2 separate regions of the Homo sapiens genome follow, and region 2 is linked to region 1. A link is a contact called in ENCODE Hi-C or POLR2A ChIA-PET data. All regions are on one chromosome and are shown on one strand. The core of a region is the stretch at or near the end of the contact, and the rest is flanking DNA. Distances in the headings are between cores, read along the strand shown.

What was found. Hi-C counts contacts between places; a loop is a spot of excess contacts on that map. ChIA-PET counts read pairs that join two places held with the same protein, here RNA polymerase II (POLR2A). Pooled maps may share reads with other maps.
Region 2: a pooled map shows a loop between it and region 1 (3-fold over the local background). The contact joins two enhancer-like sites. A Hi-C loop is called at or near these places in 4 of 168 maps with a recorded cell type or tissue (CD4-positive, alpha-beta T cell, dorsolateral prefrontal cortex, endothelial cell of hepatic sinusoid and 1 more), 5 of 37 single-sample maps with no recorded cell type and 8 of 50 pooled maps. POLR2A ChIA-PET finds 5 or more read pairs at or near these places in 5 of 52 experiments (MCF 10A, PC-3, T-cell and 2 more).

Annotation. Positions count from the first base shown.
Region 1 is chr5:148,739,895-148,747,400 of GRCh38, forward strand. No RefSeq gene overlaps it. Among named protein-coding and RNA genes, the nearest start is that of ADRB2, 83 kb to the right of the region's middle. Within about 2 kb of position 1,542, at least 4 of the 41 ENCODE cell types and tissues checked have a DNase peak (open chromatin) inside an H3K27ac peak, as active enhancers do.
Region 2 is chr5:148,844,980-148,852,454 of GRCh38, forward strand. No RefSeq gene overlaps it. Among named protein-coding and RNA genes, the nearest start is that of ADRB2, 22 kb to the left of the region's middle. Within about 2 kb of position 3,397, at least 5 of the 41 ENCODE cell types and tissues checked have a DNase peak (open chromatin) inside an H3K27ac peak, as active enhancers do.

The DNA.
Region 1 (7,506 bases), core at 292-2,791:
CTACAGAGAAAACAAGAGATATCTACAAGGAAAGTGGGGCAAAAACAACAAGAATCTAAAGGGCAAAACAAGAGAGGCCCCAGGGGCGAAGCAACAGCCAGCACAGCAGCACTGTGAGGATGTTGATGGTGCCTCTCCTGGAGTCCTTCAGAATAAACTTGTCCCTTATAAAACTGAACTAGAAAGTGTCTAAAGGAATGAGAGCCCTAGCTCTCAGCCAAGTCTCCTAAAATAAGTTTTAAGAGATGGAGTGATGTTCTAAAAACACAGACCTAAATATTCACTCCCTTGCTCATAAGCTCTCTTTGCTCCTTGTTACCCTCCAGATAAAGTCTGTGCTCCTCGGCAGAGCTCAAGGACACTATTCAGTTCCTCTCCATGCCCCATGACTCTCTCGAATCTGGTCTGGGCATTTGTGCAAGGTTCTCCCTCCTTGGCAAATCACTACTTATCTCAAGGTCTAAGCTTCAACATTAATTTTTCTAGGAACATCCCCTCGATCCTATTCCCATCCCCATATTAGGCACAGTGTTCCTTCTGTATGTTCCTACAACATCACGATCTTTCATAATGGCCACATCGCTGGCACCGTTAGGTGCATGTCCGTCCCCTTCTCAGATACATCTCTCACATGAAGCAGAGGTCCGGGCACTTAGGAAGTGCTCATTAAGTATCTGTTGGATAAATAATAATGAGAAACAGTCAAAATCTCTAAAAGAGCCTTCTGTTTCACCAAGCAAAGAGGAAGGAAAATAACCAAGTGTGGGACATTGAGCAAAGAGATTATTTTTAACAGGAACAGAAACCCAGACAAATAAATGGCCCTTAATTTATGTCAGGGTTATCAAGAAATATATTATGCCCTTGATAATTGTGCAGTTATAATTACTTCTTCTGGAAACTGGGCTTTGTTGGAAGAAAGATTGGAGAGATTTGGAGATAAGTTTCCTTAGGAATAAACATGGAGAATCAAAATCCACCAAATGCCTGGATATCTCGGAAAAGAGATCAAACTGAAATAAGTGAGTGGACAGAACAGCCAATGTGGGTCTGACAGAGTAGCTGCGTCTAAAGGGGCAGCTGCTTCTCAGCTCCAGCCAATTGTTGAAATGCAAGAATACCAGCAGCAGCAGCCAAATCTCGTGACTGTCCCAGAGAGGACTCAAGTCCTTGTGGGGTGTGTACGTCTGCATGTGTGAAATCCTCTGGGTTCTAAATCTCCCCAGCTTGTTTACATTTTTAATAGTTACTAATCAGTCCAAAACAGCAAGTTGTATGAGTCCCAGAGATGCCAGGGTTTGACCTTCGCACCAAAAAACCTGACCTCCCATGGCTCTGTTTACCGAAAACTGTCAACACCAAACTGCAAGCGCCAAAGCTCCAAACAACATGATCCACCTGCAGAAAGTGATCAATACATGAGGGACTAAAGAAGAACAGAGGTTTGTCTGGGTCAGTTATTGGCACATAGTAAGTGGGTGCTCAGTCAATAAATAGCTGTTAAATGGGATAAAGAATAAGGAAATGGTGGATGTATGTCTGCAGTTCAAGGTTTGTACCACTAGATGGTGAAGTTTGTTTTTTTTCTGCAGATGTAAGCATAGAGAAATAAAATACTAGGATAGTTTTATGGATACATCTACAAGCCATGAGTACATAGCTCGGACATCCCACAAATGCTAACAGCTGTTTTCACATCGTCTTCGCTATTCCTCCTCACTTCCAACTCCAGTCAGCTCCGGATAAAAATAAAGTCATTAAAAGTAGCTGGCTTTCCTTGATATGAGAAGGACCATGTTAGAAATAGAGGATTACTAGAATTATACAACCTCCCAAGACTGAGCCAGGAAAAAGTTCAAACTCTGAACAAATTACGAGTTCCTAAATTGAATCAGTAATAAAAATCCTACCAACAAGTAAAAACCCAGGACCAGACAGATTCACAGCCGAATTCTACCAGACATATAAAGAAGAGCCAGTATTATTCCTATCGAAACTTTGCAAAAAATGGAGGAGAAGGACTCCTCTCTAACTCATTCTATGATGTCAGCATCATCCTGATTCCAAAACCTGGCAAAGACTCAACAACAACAACAAAAAAGGAAACTTCAAGCCAATATTCTTGATGGATATCTATGCAAAAATCCTCAACAAAATACTAGCAAACCAAATTCAGCAGCATATCAAAAAGCTAATCCACCATGATCAAGTAGGCTTTATCCCTGGGATGCAAGGTTGGTTCAACATATACAAATTAATAAATGTGATTCATCACATAAACAGAACTAAAAACAAAAACCATATATAATCTCAATAGATGCAGAAAGGGCTTTTGATAAAATTCAGCATCCTTTCATGTTAAAAACCCTCAACAAACTAAGCATTGGAGGAACATACCTCAAAATAATAAGAGCCATCTATTACAAACCCACAGCCAACATCACACTGAATGGGCAAAAGCTGGGAGCATTTCCCTTGAGAACCAGAACAAGACAAGGATACCCTCTCTCACCACTCCTATTCAATATAACACTAGAAGTCTCAGCCAGCATAATCAGGCAAGAGAAGGAAATAAAAGGGTTCCAAATAGGAAGACAGAAAGTCAAATGATCTCTGTTTGCAGACAATATTATTTTATCCTTAGAAAACCCCATAGTCTCGCCCCAAAAGCTCCTAGCTCTGATAACCAACTTCAGCAAATTTTCAAGATAAAAAATCTATGTACAAAAATTAGTCACATTTTTATACACCAATAATTCCCAAGCTGAGTGCCAAATCAAGAACGCAATTGAGGCTGGGCGCGGTGGCTCAGGCCTGTAATCCCAGCACTTTGGGAGGCTGAGGCGGGTGGATCTCGAGGTTAAGAAATTGAGACCATCCTGGCTAACATGGTGAAACCCTGTCTCTACTAAAAAATACAAAAAATTAGCTAGGCGTGGTGGCGGGCGCCTGTAGTCCCAGCTACTCGGGAGGCTGAGGCAGGAGAATGGTGTGAACCCAGGAGGTGGAGCTTGCAGCGAGCCGAGATTGCACCGCTGCACTCCAGCCTGGGTGAGAGAGCGAGACTCCATCTCAAAAAAAAAGAAAAAAAAAAGAATGCAATTGAATTCACAATAGCTACAAAAAGATAAAATACCTAAGAATACAGCTAACCAGGGAGGTGGAAAGACTTCTGCAACAAGAATTACAAAACGCTGCTGAAAGAAATCAGAGATGACATAAACAAATGGAAAAGCATTACATGCTCATGGATAGGAAGACTCAATATTGCTAATATGGCCATACTACCCAAAGCAATGTACAGATTCAATGCTATTCCTATCAAATTACCAATGACATTCTTAGCACAACTAGAAAAAATTATTCTAAAATTTATATGGAAACAAAGAATAGCCCAAATAGCCAAACACTCCTAAGGCAAAAGAACAAAGTTGGAGGTATCACATTACCTGACTTTATAGTATACTACAAGGCTCCAGTAAACAAAACAGCATGACACTGATACAAATACAGACACATAGACTAATGGAACAGAATAGACAGCCCAGAAGTAAATCCACAAACCTACAGTTATCTGATCTTTGATAAAGTTGACAAAAACAACCAATGGAGAAAGGACTCGCTATTCAATAAATGGTGCTGGGATAATTAGCTAGCCATGTGCAGAAGATTAAAACTGGACCCCTTCCTTGCACCATATAAAAATTAACTCAAGACAGATTAAATACTTACATATAAAACCTAAAACTATAAAAACTCTTGAAGAAAACATAGAAAATACCATTCTAGACATAGGCCCTGGCAAAGATTTTATGATGAAGATGCCAAAAGCAATTACAAGAAAAACAAAAATTGACAAATGGAACCTAATTAAACTAAGAGCTTCTGCACAGCAAAAGAAACTGTCAAAGAGTTAACAGCCCACAGAATGTCAGAAAATATTTGCAAACTATGCATCTGCAAAGGTCTAATATCCAGTATCTGTAAGAAACTCAAATTAACAAGCAAAAAATTACCCCATTAATAAGGGTGAAGGACATTAGCAGACATTTTTCAAAAAAAGACATATACATGACTAACAAGCATATGAAAAAATGCTCTACATCACTAATCATTAGAGAAATGCAAATCAAAACTGCAATGAGCTATACTGTCTAACACCCACCAGAATGGCTATCATTAAAAAATAGAAAAAAAAATAATGCTGGTGAGACTGCAAAGAGAAGGGAACGCTTACGCACTGCTGGTGGGAGTGTAAATCGTTTCAGCCATTGTGGAAAGCAGTGTGGCCATTCCTCAAAGAACTATTAAATAAAATCAGAATTACCATTAGACCCAGCAATCCTATTATTGTATATATACCCAAAGAAATATAAATTATTCCACCATAAAGACATGCATGCATTATGTTCATTGCAGCACTATTCACAATAGCAAAGACATGGAACAACCTAAATGCCCATCAACGGTAGACTAGATAAAGAAAATGTGGTACATATACACCATGGACTACTATGCAGCCATAAAAAAGAATGAACTCATGTCCTTTGTAGCAACATGGATAGAACTAGAGACCATTTATCCTTAGCAAACTAATGCAGGAACAGAAAACCAAACACCGCATGTTCTCACTTATAAGTGGGAGCTAAATAACAAGAGCACATGGACACAAAAAGAGGAACAACAGACACTGGGACCTACTTGAGGGTAGAGGGTGGGAGGAAGGAGAGGATCAGAAAAAATGCCTAACAGATACTATGCTTACTACATGGGTGATAAAATAACCAGTACACCAGAGCCCCATGACATGAGCTTACCTATAAAACAAACCTGCACATGTACACCTAAACCTAAAATAAAAGTTAAAAGAAAATTTGGAAAATGTGGTGCATATACACCATGGAATAATATGCAGCCATACAAAGGAGATCATGTTCTTTGCAGCAACATGGTTGAAGCTGGAGGCCTTTATCCTCAACAAAATAACACGGGAACAGAAAACCAAACACCACACATTCTCACTTATAAGTGGGAGCTAAACATTGAGTACACATGGACACAAAGAAGGGAACAATAGGCACCCGAGACTACTTGAGGGTGGAGAGTGGGAGGAGGGTGAGGATTGAAAAACAGCCTATTGGATACTATGCTTATTACCTGGGTGATGAAATAATATTCTGCAACCAAACTCCTGCAACATGCAATTTATCCATAGAACCAACCTCCACATGTACCCCTAAAAGTTAAAAAAATAGAGGATGAATACCAGATGATGTCTGTATGGGGCAGAGTGGGAAGGGCTGGGTATTCAAGGAGCTCATGGTCTTGTGGGGGCAAAGAGACCTTTAACCCAGTTACAATTTATTGTATTTGATACTATAATGGTGGTGTGTAGATGATGCTTTGTGAACCCAAAAGAGAGTGACTACCTATGTTGGTTGAGGAAGGGGCAGGAAGTCTTCTCAGAGGAGCACCTCAAGCACTGGATGAGCCTTGAATGATGAGAGGAAACCCACCAAGGTACAAGGGCAGGAAGAACATTCACTCATCCATCAGATATCTACTGAGCACCCATGTTGCCCAGCACTCTGCTGGCCGTTGGAAATATGGCAGTGAACAGGACACAAGGGCTCTGTTCTCAAGGAACTCACAATGCAGTGAGAGATACATAAAATAATCAAGAGAATAAGTACTTTTTTTTTTTGAGACGAAGTCTCGCTCTGTTGCCCAGGCTGGAGTGCAGTGGCACGATCTCCGCTCACTGCAAGCTCTGCCTCCCGGGTTCACACCATTCTCCTGCCTCAGCCTCCCCAGTAGCCGGGATTATAGGCACCCGCCACCACGCCCGGCTAATTTTTGTATTTTTAGTAGAGACAGGGTTTCACCATGTTAGCCAGGATGGTCTCGATCTCCTGACCTTCTGATCCGCCCATCTCGGCCTCCCAAAGTGCTGGGATTACAGGTGTGAGCCACCGCACCTGGCTGAGAATAAATACATTTTTTAAAAACTTTATTTTAAGTTCCAAGGTACGTGTGCAGGATGTGCAGGTTTGTTACATAGGTAAGCATGTACCATGGTGGTTTGCTGCACCTATCAACCCATCACCTAGGCATAATATCAAGCCCATCATGCATTAGCTATTTTTCCTGATGCGTTCCCTCCCCCCCGCACCCCATCCGACTGGCCCCAGTTTGTAGTTCCCCTCCCTGTGTCTGTGTGTTCACATTGTTCAGCTCCCACTTGTATGTGAGAACAAGGGGTGTTTGGTTTTCTGTTCCTGAGTTAGTTTGCTGAGGATAATGGCTCCAGCTCCATTCATGTCCCTGCAAAGGACATGATCTTGTTCCTTTTTATGGCTGCATGGTGAGAATAAATATATTTTAAAAGATTAACAGATTGTGGTAACAACACAGTCTTGTGGAAGGAAAGAGGCAGGATGCTGTAATAGGAAAATGGGAGACAAGACCCATCTCCTATAGGATGGTCCAGGTGATCCTCTCTGAAGAGGCAGCATTACTGAAGGATGAGAGGGAGCCAGTCATTCTATCAAGGCTATTATTTCCTTATTTTTCTTACAATGAATTTAATGTTATACTTAAAATATTTTTAAGGGAAATATTATCACTGTACTATATAGACAAAAAAAATTGTAATATTTACCATTAATAGCAGGTAACCACAAAATATAAATCCAAGACTAATAAAATTTTAAAATGTCTCACATGTCTCCTAAAATTTTCGTGACTGGTTCCATCCTAGACTTGAGGGTATGGGGATGGAGAGCATTGAGGGACTTTAATTAGATGACTGAGGACATGAGTTTATCAGAAATCAGTGTTGAAAGCACTCTCCTATTTAGATCTCCTACTAAAAAGTGATGATTATCCTGGCAGTCAAAAAAAAAAAAAAAGTATTTCCAGAAAAAAACTTTTTCCCTAAGGGACTTTCCAGAGGAGAGTTACATGAAGCCAACTTTGAAAGCCCTGATGAATAGCAAGCTACAACACAAAAATTCAGAGAGACTGGTTAAGGACAACCTGCTCACTGAAATTCCCAAGTTTAGTATCATTTCCTCCAGCTTGAGAAGGATGGCTTAGCTACTTGGCAGCTGGGGAGTAAAGAGATTTAGATAAAGCTCTTGAAAATGAGGAACTAGCTCATAATTCTTAACTGGGGAAAGCCACAATACAAAATCTAATAGACTTTTTTTGGTTCTTCTTATGAACTCATATCTGGCAGCTTAGAGAAAGACATGAACTTAAGTACCCATCCCCTGGAGCATTTAGACTTTGGTTTTGCCATTTGAAAAATATTTATGAAGCCCCTATAAAAAGTCAGATACTGTGTAGAAATCAAAATTACTTAATGGGGTTACAAATTCAAATGTCCAACAAGTGCCAGGAGGGAAATGTGAATGACACAGCAGCCCAGTAAGACAATAGAGAGTGGTGGAGGCTACCGAGAACTGAAGACTACCACCCCCAGTTGAAGGGGGAAACTGCTGC
Region 2 (7,475 bases), core at 2,147-4,646, 110 kb after region 1:
GGCTTCTTTGTGTCATTCAGTCTCACTCAGCTCAAAGGGCACTTCCTCTGGGCTGCCCTAACCCCCACCAGACACCCAAACTAGATGCACAACGCTCGTCACTCTTTCCCATCAGCCTGATTGGATGCCTCTAAAGCATGTACCACTATCTGTACCACTGCTCATTTATTCATTGTTCATGTTTATTGTTTGTGTCCAATCACTGACAGGAAGCTGCAGGAAGGCTAGGATTCGTCTCTATTTCCAGTGTCTAGAACATAATTGATTCATAGTTGATGCAGAAAAAATATTTGTTGAATGACTGAACAAACAAATACATATTGAAGGAAATTCAAAAATGCAGGATAGTATAAAAATACAAATAAAAATCACCCATAACTCCTAGTTCTGGTATTACTTTTGTTAAAATTTTTTAGTATTTCTTTTTTTCAGGTCTCTTTTCTATTTGTGTACATATGATATTCAGTATGCATTTAATAAAATTGGGACTACTGTAAATTACAGTTTGTCTCTTGCTTTTTTCCACTTATTGTATGGTATTTACATGTGTTAGGAAATAATGTTTTTAAATGCTATTTTAAGTGTTGCACAGTATTTCATACACATTTTTCAAAATTAAGCATTTCCCTATTGTTGGACCCTGATAACTTAATTTTTTTTTCTAATTGATCTTCCCTCTCCAAACCATTCTAATAGCACTTGGCTTTTATGATACTTGTGGTAACTGTTCCTAGCTGTGAGTAGTTGGGTAAAAGACATTCATTTCTTTCCAGGAAATATCTATAGACCCGTCCTTAATTTTGTATGTTTTCTGTGGTCTCTTTCAGTGGGGATTGACTTGGTTCATGACCCAGTTATTAAGTCAAAGATTTGTGGTTAGCAACGAGTTGAGTTTCTAACATTTCCTGGTTGAAAGATAAACTAACATGAATGGAGGGATAGAGGTAAGTCCCAATCACATTTAATGCAGACTTTTAACCAGGAACATTTTCCTGTTGAAATTAATCAACACTCAGGAACAGAAAAGTAAAGAGTTTCCAAATCCTCATAGACTTATAAAATCTTAGCGAACTGAAAGGAATATTAAAGGTAACTAACTAACTCCCTCACTTTAAGCAGGAAGCTAAGACAGAAGGGGGCACCATCTTGCCCAGAGTCCTACAGCAAATAATGGTGGAGCCAGCCCAAGAAGAGACAGCAAAGCCCTTCACACCTCAGGCCAGAGTCATATCCACACAGATGAACTGAGGTTTTGCTGCATAATGAGTTTCAGGCTGTAGGTGACCAAGTTAAAAGACAGAAATTTAAATTATAATGTCTTAGAAAAATCTATTGAGGAAGAAGTGTAGTTGATTGTCCAATTATTAAGCTCACATAATTGGGATACCCTTCATCCTAGTCTCCAAATTTTTCTGAAGATGCACCCCATTAGTAAACATTTGTTAACATACCCTTAGTATCTGTGTATGTATTGTGCCCAGATTATACACATACCACTGTAATAATATGCTATGTATATTTTTAAACATACAAAAATAAACATTTTACCAGAGTGAAGAAAAACAAAACATAGTTGTTCTATTACTTTTCCTTTATATCAGTAAGTTGTCTTTTCTGCTCCCTGAGGGGCCTGCAACACATTTTGGAAACTGCTGCACAACATCATTCTTTTTCACACAAAGGGTCATAACTTATTAGTGAGGTGTGAAATCATTTCAGCAAGTTGCAGCCACCATATTTTAAATGAATTGTCATACAACAGATAAAAAATAATAAATTGATTACAGGTGGTAAGGATGACTGTTGTTTATGGCACATTTTTTCATTTACAATCATGTGTCACTGAATGACAGGGATATGTTGTACAAACATTGTATTTAATATTTACACGAACCTAGATGGCATAGCCTACTACACACCTAGACTAAATGGGATAGCCTATTGCTCCCAAGCTACAAACCTGTACAGCATGTTACTGTCCTGAACACTGTAGGCAACTGTAACACAATGGTAAGTATTTGTGTAGCTAAACATATGTAGACACAGAAAAGGCACAGTAGAAATATAGAATAAAAGATTTAAAATGGTACATCTTTACAGGGCACTTACCATCAAGAGAGCTTGCCAGTCTGTAAGTTGCTCTGGGTGAGTCATTGAGTGAATGTGAAGGCCTAGGGCATTACTGTACACTGCTGAAGACTTTATAAGCACTGTACTAAATGTATACACTAAATTTGTACATTAAACTTATAAAGAAATATTTTCCTTTCTTCAATAACAAATTAAACAGCTTGTTATAACTTTTTACTTTATAAACTTTTTGACTTCTTAAAAATTTTTGACTCTTTTGTAGTAACAGTTTAAAACACAAATTGTTTTGTGTTGTACAAAAACACATTGTGCAGCTGTACAAAAGTATATTATTTCCTTATATCCTTATTCTATAAACTTTTTTCTATTTTTAATTATTTTTTTACTTCTAAATTTTTTTTGTTAAAAACTAAGACACAACCACACACATTAGTCTAGACCTACACAGGGTCAGGATCATCAAGATATCATGAGGTGATAGGAATTTTTCAACTCCATCATAATCTTATGGAGCCACCATGGTATATGTGGCCCATTGTTGACTGAAACGTCATTATGCCATGCATGACTGTGCTTGTGGGAATGGGTGTATGTGTGGTTTGGATGGGGGGAGGTGGCATACTGGGTGGCTCTGTAAAGTGCAAATCCACCCAAATCAGCAATTTGATATTCTTATATTACTTCCATAATCTCTAACCTCACCACCCATCTTCAAATTTAATCCACACGACATCCCTATGATAAAGATGTTCCTACACACATCATGTAAGGGATCAAACTGTGGCATAGGTTAAATAACTTGCCCAAGTTTCAGATCATGAGGTCAGGAGATTGAGACCATCCTGGCTAACACGGTGAAACCCCATCTCTACTAAAAATACAAAAAATTAGCCGGGCGTGGTGGTGGGCACCTGTAGTCCCAACTACTCGGGAGGCTGAGGCAGGAGAATGGCATGAACCTGGGAGGCAGAGCTTGCAGTGAGCCTCAGATTGCACCACTGCACTCCAGCCTGGGCAACAGAATGAGACTCCATCTCAAAAAAAAAAAAAAACAACTTGTCCAAGTTTATATGGCCTGGTACAGGCAGGATTTAGGCAACTGAATCCACAGGTGCTGCTGAACCACCAGGAGACCTGCTGCCCAAGTAACTGCAAACGGGGCACCAGGGACTGTCTAGGACCACAGGTCGAGTTCCACCTCTGCCAACCTAGTTTGTTAGCCCTTCCTTCCTTCCTTCCTTCCTTCCTCCTTCCTTTTCTGTTCTTGCCTGCCAGCTTTCCTCTTTCTACATTTCTTCCTCCTCCTTCCTTCTCTCTGTCTCTTCTATCCTACATTAAGTATAAGTTTTTCATGAACTACATTTTGGGAAAGAGTTCATGGAGCTACAGGGGATCTTAGAGATGACCTACTCCAACTACTTCATTTTTGAAGATGAGGAAATGGAGGTCCAGATAAGGGAAGGGTGTCACCATCAGCTTGTGTCACAGCTAAGGTGAGAACCCACTTCCTCTTCCTCCTCATCCATCAGTCTTTCCTCTGTACCAGCTTTATGCTGCCCTATAAACAGTCCACACTTAGCAGAGTCTGCCCCTGGGCTCTCTTTCCTTGAGTACTAAGAATTCATGTTAATCCACATAGAGAATTGAGAGATCAGAGCCTTCAATAAATGCCAACCAACATTTACAGTGTATTGTCTGTCAGCACAGTGCTGTGACAGTGCTGGGGATAAAACAACACAGACGCCAGGGCATCAGACCCTACCCCCACGCTGCTTTATGTACTCTCAGGGCACAGGGACGCTTCATTCTGTGCTCTTATCACACTGACTTGTGTCATCTCTTGACTGTCAGTCTCTCCCACTGAACTACAAACCTTCTGAGAGCAGAAGCCCTTTTTCTTTTATTGTTTTCTCAGCATTTCATATCCTATTGCACAAATCAGGACTTGGCACATAATAGATGCTCCATAAGTAATGGTTGAATAAATGAATAAATACATAGTACCCGTATTAGTTTGCTAGGGCTTCCATAACAAAATACCACAGCCTGGGTGGCTTACACAATGGAATTTTATTTTCTCATGGTCTTGGAGGCTGGAAGTCCAAGATCAAGGTGCCTGCAGGGTTGTTTCCTCTGAGACCCCACTCCTTGACTTGCAGGTGGCAACCTCTGGCTGCCTCTTCATATAGATTTTTCTCTGTGTGTGCACACACTCCTCGTATCTCTCTGTATGCCCTAATATCCTCTTCTTATGAGGACACAAGTCAGAATGGATTAGGGCCCACCCTAGCAGCATTGTCTTAACTTAATCTCTTTAAAGGCCCTACCTTTAAATATGGTCACATTGTGAGATACTAGGGGTTAGGGCTTTAACATATGAATTTGGAGGGAATACAATTAATTCAATCCGTAACAGCCTCCTAGCCTTAACTAGCTCACTGTAGCACACAAAAACATAATAAGACAGCACAATAACTGCTCTAGTAAGAAAGAAAAAAGCCTGGTGAGACACATATAATGGTTCCATCTAGGCACCGGGTCACCACTAGCCTGTGGCAGAGCTAAAGTGAGAACCCACTTCCTCTTCCTCCTCATCCATCAGTCTTTCCTCTGTACTAGCTTTATGCTATAATTATAATAGCTGCATCACTGGGCGTCGCCATGTACCATGTATTGTTCTAGGCATAGAATGTATTGCCTCAGATAATCCTTGCCAGTATTAAATGTCCACAAATATTGCTAGTGCCTGCAATGTCAATCACTGTGCTAAAGCTATATCATAGTGGAAAGACTCTCACTGCTTAATAGGAAAATGCAGATGCACACACACTCAAACACACACACACCAGTGGTATGCTGTCTCTGCCCATTTCTGCCAGGTTTATAGCTCTCATAATATTTGTTCCTCAGCCAGGTAATTTAGTCGGTTTCCAATTAGGAAAATAGGAATCATTCTAGGTCTTTCAACATCAGAAATTTAATGTAGGTAATATTAATATCAACACTTCGCAGGTGAAGAAACTTAGGAATAGCCAGTAAGTAACTGTTCAATTCACACAGCTAGTAGATTGCTGCTCCAGGGCTTAAACCCATTATTCTGGCTTCAAAGTCCACTCTTTTAAGCGGAACCCCATAATTCCCCTCAATAGCAGGAAGTCTTATTTTTTTTTATCCCAACCGGAAAAGGGATCTGAGACCATAGCAGAGAGGAGAGAAATTAAGCAGAGCCGCAAAGTGGGGTAAAGAGAACACAGAGAACAGACACAGAGAAAACAGGATGGCATAGGTCCAGGTTCATAAGCATCTGGCTGAGCAGGTGGCATAGAGGGGTAGTGAGTAAGGTGAGTTGACCAGTAAGATGAGAATGGAAAGGTAAGCTGGGGCCAGAATAAGCGAGATCTCATTTGATGTGAATATAAAATTGGGCTGGATTCTCTAAATGCTGGTAAGCTAATGATCTTGCAGTGAGAGATCATTTAATCTTACCTCCTCATTTTGCCAATCAAGAAACTGAGGGCCAGAGAGAAATGACTTGCCCAAGACTACAAAGCAAGTTAGTGGCAAAACTGGGGCCAGCAACCAGGTCTCCCACACCTAGTACCATCCAACTCTGTTAAACAATTCCTGCATAAGTGTATGAAAACTGAAATAATTTAAAAGAATGGCTCTTTCCATGTTTTCCCATGTCTTTCACCCAGTTTTCACCCCCCATTTTTTTAGGTGATTAAACTTTTTCCTAAGTTTCAGCTAATTAATATCTTCCCAACTAAAATAACTACTGTGGTTCAAAGCCAGAATGATTTTATAGAAATTGCTAATGATGCAGTTTTCCTGTGTGGCTCAGTTGTATGTGGCAGAATGGCTCACAGGTACATTTTATAGACTAGAAGTGCCTGTATTTCTTCTGTTTAGGTCTAACAGATACGTAGAGATATGGAGATAAACTAAACAGCCACTCTGGCTGGGTTTGTTTTACCAAACAAACATAGCAAGTCCGCAAACATTTGCTGGTGTGTGGTATATGCCAGGCACTATGTTAGAGTCCCAAGATCCAAAGATATATGAGCTCACTTCCAGATGAGCTCACTTCCAGATGAAAAGGCTTTCACTGTTTAGTAGTAAAATGCACATACATCCACATACACACACATCTGATATGCTGTCTTAGGGCTCCTCAGAGTAGTGATTCCCTAGCCAGTTGACTCAGTCTGGGTCCAACCAGGAAAATGTAAACCACTCTAAGTCTTTCAAAATAAGGAATATAAGGAACTGGATGCACAGGTAATGAAAAAGCTGAGAAGCCAAACGAGATGGTGAAGCACCACAGATATTAGCAACAGCAGGAAGATGCTACTGCCCCTGAGCCTGGAGGGACACAAGAACAGGTAGTGTTACCAGATTTGGGAAGCCAGGACATTTATCAGGAGTACATGAAGCACTGATCACTGAGCACATGAAGCCATTGCTGGAGATGACACCAGAGGCAGAGAGAGAAGAGAAGAAACACCCAGCTTCTCCCCTCCCCTCCTTCGGTCTTTTATCATTGACTCCCATCAGCCAAACCTGCCTTGAAGAAACAGGGTAAGAGATCCTGTAGTGTGCAGGTCCCTGGGATGTTGAGCAGAGCTGGAGAATCATGAGGAAGGGAGCCGAGAGCAAGTGGCAGCTGCATGGCACACCAGGTGAGCTTGGGCAAAGCACTTAGTCTCTCAGTCTTAGTTTCCTTGTTGATAATTTAAGAAGAATAACATCTCTCAAGTTTGTTATGAAACTAATGTGAAATAAAGTATGTGTAGGCATTTTATAAGCTTCAAAAAGCATGTATACAAATGTAAGGACTTTAATTCTTTGTTTTAATTCAATGTTTTAGATTTTAGGCTCTGGGGAAAAAAAGAAGTGAATGGTGTTTTAGTGTCACCAGGAACTTCATAATGCCTAGATAATTATCTAAGTAGAAGAAAATATCCTTTAATTGTACTGCTTGTTATCTCACTCTGTCTCTCTGGTCCATCTGTGAAGACCACTGAGTGATTTTGAGGAAATTGGCACATAACTGAAAGGATGTCACAGTATACTCTCGATCCTATTTGGAGATGTGTCCATGGCTTTGAGTCAAAAAGTGACAAGAAATAGGATTCTAGAAATTACTTCAAGACCATTTATTCCACTCTTTTAATTTCAAAGAGGACCAGAGGGGAGAAGGGATATGGGCACATGGCACAAGCTCAGTAAATCTCTCTTAAAGGAATTTACACAATGACACATGCCAATTTCTTTGCTGAGAGAGACATAGAGCCCTGGAAGACCCTCACTCCTTCCTTGACTGGCCCTCTCTTCCTTGGACTTTAGGGTTTCAAATCAGTCTTATATAATAATAGTTTGTA